Regions from separate parts of the Mus musculus genome. Here region 2 is linked to region 1. Evidence: chromatin loops called from intact Hi-C (ENCODE). Cell type or tissue: heart. All regions are shown on one strand. Links, peaks and the distances in the headings refer to the core of each region. The heading gives the core; the rest is flanking DNA. Region 1 has its middle 84 kb from the start of Gm38537. Region 2 overlaps Gm2447 (predicted gene 2447).

Region 1 (2,915 bases), core at 300-2,799:
AGGGGTATAAGGCTAGCCCTTATATCTGAAGACTATTTGAGATTTGAGATGCTATCAAGTAGGACAATAAGTTTGAACACTGTCAAGAAATAATTTAACATTATCATTACCTTCAAGAAGCAAAGTATACCCCTGTAGTATAACCATTCATTTTAAACCACATGAAAATCCATACTACTTATTTTAAAGGAAAGAAATAGCCATTTGCTTGGGCATCTGTTAGCTGTTTGCTCTTGGGTTTAAGTCACCTGTATTTTAGGAAGTGGCTCACAATCCCATGGGATGAATACATTGGGAAGTATATACTTTCATTTGTGTCCTTGTCACCATTTCCAGTACACCTTATGGCCCCTTATCCACGTCTTTGGTCCTTTGTTCACAGACTTGCTCTTTCCCCCTCACATACGGAGTCTTGGTTTTTCTGACTTCTATACAGAACAGCCTGTGCCTCGTGTTGTAGAATGTTCTACACTTTTTTTTTTACCATTAAACTGTAAAGCACAGAACAACCCTCACATCTCCAGGCTTTGGTGGAATATAAAACACTTATTTCATTGCTATTTGTCTCAGAGTTTGCTCTTTTGGCCCAGTCAGCTTCCTTGAGGGAGGATCATGCGCTGTAGTAGCAGGAAAGGCTCCTCTACTGCTTGAGTTAACTGTAACATACTCTCTGGCTTTGGCATCATTCCCAACAGCGGGTACTTTGGCCCCAGATTTGGTCACTGCTCTATAGGCCTCCTCACTACCAGCACAGCCATGGACCAATTTGGAAGGAGCCTTTGGAGGGCTTTGTCCCAGGCAGATCGTTCACAATATTAGTGACAAAGAGTGGTGGCCTTTTCTGACTGCTCTGGATGCTTCCAGCCTTCGGGAGACCCCAGAGCGGCAAGGTTTATGTTGAAAGCAGAGTAAAATGAAAACAGATTTGCCGTGAGACGGAAGGTCTGGGGGCCTGAAGTTAACTCACTCGAAACATCCATTTTAATTTCCAGTTGAAATTCACTCACCAAAACTCAGCTCCCGCCAACTTCCAGAGAATTACTGAAAAACTTCCATTCTTTTCCAAGTCATAATTCTGTTAATGCCCGCAATAAATTTATAGGACCCCACATGGAGAAACCCTATATATTGTGACTTTAGGTTCCACTTTCTGCGAGAACACCTGTCTGGTGCAGAGAGACTCACCCAGACACTTGTGAAGCAGGGCAGGTAGAGACGCACGCCATTGTCCCGGCACTGTTTCCTAAGGAATTCCCAAGCTTTTGAGGAATGGTGATGTGGCTTTCTAACTCCGGTCTCACCATGACTACAGATGACTATTTGGCTCTGCCCTTACCCCATTGTTCTCCTCCAGTAGACGTCAAGGACTTGGATGCAGGTTTTCTGAAGCGCTCCTCCCTGGAATTCCCAGCCTCTGTTGATTCTGTGAGTAACCATCAGAGGCCGGCTTCCACTCTCTGTCATCAGATAAGATCCCCTTCCTCCTACAAGCCAACTGGAATTTGAACCTGAAATACCCTTAGAAGGATATTTTCATTTCAATCACAGTCTGGCCGTAGCATCGGCCAGCCAGGCAGGATACGGGGTCAGCACACACTCCCATTGAGAGGAAGAGTCCAGGCCTTTGTCCTCTGGGCCTTGCCAACCAACATCCACCTATCACAATGCCAAAGGCCTTGCTCTACACCAGAATTCTTCTAGCCTTATTATTCAGAGGCACTTAGCTCTCTTTCAATCCTCTAAGGTCACCAACAGAGGTGGCTATTTTTTTTTAATTATGTTTATTTATTATCTGTTTATGTATTTATTTATTTGTGTTTGGGAATGTGTGTGGATACATGGGTGCCACAGCGCACAGTTGCCATTAGAAGACAACTTTTGAGAATTAGTTCCCTCCTTCAGTCAAAAAATTGTATTTTACTGCCTAGAAAAATACCGTGGTTTTCAACTTGTGGGTCCCAACCCCTTTGGTAATCTTCTATCTTCAAAAATATTTACATTACAACTCATAACAGTAGCAACATTACAGTTATAAAGTAGCAATGAAAATAGTTTTATGGTTGTGGGGGGTCACCACACCGTGAGGAACTTTATTAAAGGGTCACAGCATTAGGAAGGTTGAGAGCCACTGACCTAGAAGATCTGGTTTGCCATTCTCTTCCAGGGTAGGAATATTTTTCCTAAGTGTTCTTTCCAGACACCTGTCTCTAAGAAAGAACATCAGGTATCAAAAAATATTCCTTATCAAAAAAAACTTTCCAGCAGTTGACTGCACCAAGAGGCAATTGCGTCCTGGATTCTTTTTGTTTGTTTGTTTGTTTGTTTTGTTTTGTTTTGTTTTTTTGTTTTTTTGAGACAGGGTTTCTCTGTTTAGCCTTTGGCTGTCCTGGAACTCACTCTGTAGACCAGGCTGTCCTCGAACTCAGAAATCTGCCTGCCTCTGCCTCCCTAGTGCTGGGATCAAAGGCGTGCACCACCATGCCTGGCTTGCCTCCTGGATTCTTTAACCTGGAGTGGAATAGAGCTTTGTCACAGAGTCCACTAGAAAGGGCCTACAATTTGTTCCCCTTTGACTCCCTCTCCTTGGAATAATTTCATGTGATTCTGAGTATATAGGCACATAAAACAGACACACGGATCAAACAAGAAATCATAAAGAAAGGTAGCTAAGACCAAGCATGTTGGTGCGCACCTATAATTGTAGCACTTGAGACGTGGGGCCACAGAGTCATCTTTCAGCAAGGTTTAGGGCCAGCTTGGACACTACCTAAGACCCTGCTCAGAGAGAAAGAGGAGAAGGGGGAGAAGAAACAGGAAGAAAAAGTCTTTTATTCCTACAAATTACCATTTATTAAAGACAAAAGCAAATGTGCATTCCAATGGGGTGACTAAACTTGTTTAACACAATACAACCC
Region 2 (2,915 bases), core at 312-2,811, 380 kb before region 1:
TAAGACCATAGAACACACTGAACAGTTCAGTGGCCCCTCCAGTGCCCTCCGTGACTCCTTGGCCTCCATAGCCCCTCCCCCTAACTTACACGCCTTCCTTCCTCTCCTGAGTGCGGCTCATGAGGACCCTCTTCGCCTTCCATGTCTGCTGTCCATCACATGCCAGCGTCTCCAGGCATGAAACATGTATAATCATGGAAATGTTCACCTATGCGCTTCCCGTGTTGCTGTAACTTTTTTGTCGGCACGTCTACATTCCTGCATGGGAAGGGCTGTGCTGGACAGGTTTAGGTACGTGCTGGCTGCTCACGGCTAGGCTCATACTATCTGCTAAACAAATGTGTGTCCGATGAAAGAATGAGCAAATGAGTGGTATCAATAACAATCGCGATTCAGCCCTTGGTGAACTTAAGCATTAAGCTTTCAAAACATTTGTGCCTGGTACTTACTGCCTCCTATGCCGCTCTGCTCCTAGGAGCTGCCTCATTTAGCCTCAAACAAGCTCCCTGAAGGAGGTAATATGATTGCCATGAGAATTTATTTCAAACGAGAAAAATGGAACACAGTGAATGATCAAACTGTCATGGCTAGTAGAAGGCAAAGTGACCTTGGAACCCAAGCTCCTTTATGGTCTGGGCCCTTCCCCGAGTGTGTGCTGCTGCCTCCTGCACAGTGAAGCCTACATACAGGGAAGCTGCAGGTTTCCTTGGTTTCCCAAAGGCTTGAGAACTTTCTGGCAGAAGAGATATGTTAGTCATCTACATTTGATGGTCCCAGAGTATACTGAACTCTTAGATGCTGATTTCAGTGCTGTCTCTTGTTCTTGCCGAGCCAGTGTGTCTTGTTTCTCCATTGGCCATTGGAAAAGCCAGAAAAAGAAGTTGAGGGCCCATGTGTCTTAAACACCAGTGCAGAAGCTGCTATCTACTGGCTGGCTGAGGCCCCCCGTGAAGCTGCTTAATAATATTTAAAGTGTATCAATCACCCCAGTATACCACTGCCTGCTGTTGGGCTAAAATACACATGAAATGCCTGTTCTATTAAATTTCCTTTCTTTCTTTCTTACATTCTAATTGCTTAATTATAACGTGTTGTGGAACTTGAAAGCAATGCTTGCTCAAATTATACTAAAGGTTGGTGTAAATGAGATTCAGCTGTGGCGTTCTCGTGTGATTTTTCTTGCTGGTGCTGAGGTGGGAACACAGTCATGTGCATGCTAGGCACATGTTCTACCACTGACCTGCATCCCTGTTGAGATGTGACATCTGAACTCCAAGGTGTCTCCTAGCAGTTGCTCTGGCAACACTGAAGTCTTCTTGCCTCTCTTCCTGGTGTGTGTCCATCTTCCAAAGAGGTGAAGCTCAGTCCCAGATAGGCAAGGCCATGCTAGACTCTTTATCTGGCTCTCCACGTGGTGGCAGTACACAACACTTCCTTAGGGAGGAGCTAGACTCAGGGCCCAACCTTTGATTCTCAATCTCTTCCTTTTCTTCGGAGGCAAATTATCACAAACTTTTAAGTAATAGCAAATATTATTTGTGTCTGTTTTGAAGCAGTCATTCAGAGTGACATAGAGCTTTGCCAAAGTCAAACTAAACACATTTCATCACACCATTTTTCATAGAGAGGTTTTTCCTTTCACAAAATTATCCACAATTAAAACTGGAGAGAGATTTTTTTTTTCAACTGTCACAGCCTTTTAGAAGATAAAGTTTTTTTTCCAAAAAAAAAAAGCAATTTATAATGCCAGTAATTTTCTCTCTCTATCCTGCCATTATTAAGGCTACTGGTTTGGGGTTTATTTATTTATTTGTTTTTTTTTTTTTAATTCAGCCCCTGTCTCTCTGTAATGCTCACATAATGGCCTGTCTCTAACTTCACCCATTGCCATGGAAGTAATTATTCTACTCACTCAGACAGTCAATTTGCCACCAAATCAAAGAGGAAGTAGTTGGGTTCAAAACAAAACAAAACAAAACAAACCTCCCTCCATGGAGCAAGACAAAATGAGGAGGATAGAGAGACCACAGAGTTCTGTGGAAGGGGGCTGTGAGCCCAGGTTTTGAAATGAAATATCATCTGAAAAAGACAATGACATTGAAGTGAATAAAATGACTGTTAGAATCCATGATTAGAAGATCCTGAATGAATAGCTCTCTACAGAACTCATACTTCATTCAGTAATATTCTGAGTGAATCCTCTTTTATAAAATCTGGGAAAGGAATCACAAGATCCATGCTTTGGACATAATTTAAGTCAGCATGTCCTTGATGGGTTATTTCTCTGCTGGTAAAATGAGCCAATCCAAGCCAGATTAGATATATTAAACAGAAGCTGCTCTCTTGAGAGTTCACAGGCCAGGGGAGTCGCCATGGAGAAGGGGAAGAAAAAGAGAGAAAGGGCTGAGGCAGAGAGAGAAGGAGGAGGACTACAATGAGGAGAAGGAGTGGGAGGAGGAGGAAGAGGGGGAGGAGGAGGAGGAGGAGGTGGAAGAGGAGGAGGGAGGCCAAACTGTCTGGATAATATAGGGAGGAGCCTCTAGGAGAATGGTAGCCCAACCTGTGGGCTGCAAAGTTCAAGTTGGGAGCAGGGTATGCCAGGTATGGACTGAGAGATTCTTGGAGGACCTAGAGGCCAGGTCTGCTTTGATATGTAATATATGCACCTCAGTCCCTTGTCCCGGGATCCAGGGTCCAAAAACAAACAGTCCTGTCTCTCTATTTGGGGGAAGGCTTAAACTAAAACTTCCCCAAGCATAACAAAATCTACACTAGAAATGTCATGAAATAGTCCTGAGGTCAAGGATCAAGTGGTCTCTGACTACAGCGTCAAAGATTTTGTCATACAAAGTACACAGAACCCATACTCAGGAGACCCCGATACAAACTGGAGCTCTGTTCCTCTGAACCCCAAG

Evidence for each region. Peaks named below come from ENCODE experiments on the same cell type or tissue, not always from the same donor. Only the 100,000 strongest peaks of a DNase experiment are listed, where the experiment ranks them.
Region 2: it touches region 1 in a loop (1.9-fold over the local background); 4 of 42 quality-filtered maps call a loop at or near these places.

What each region holds. Positions count from the first base shown.
Region 1 is chr3:52,382,078-52,384,992 of GRCm38, reverse strand. No RefSeq gene overlaps it. Among named protein-coding and RNA genes, the nearest start is that of Gm38537, 84 kb to the left of the region's middle. In heart, for the core only: no CTCF peak of the experiment used is centred there; a DNase peak (open chromatin) is centred at 1,462.
Region 2 is chr3:52,757,258-52,760,172 of GRCm38, reverse strand. All of the region lies in intron 1 of Gm2447 (predicted gene 2447), which reads right to left. Among named protein-coding and RNA genes, the nearest start is that of Gm2447, 19 kb to the right of the region's middle. In heart, for the core only: a CTCF peak has its summit at 1,416 (motif pointing right); a DNase peak (open chromatin) is centred at 1,402.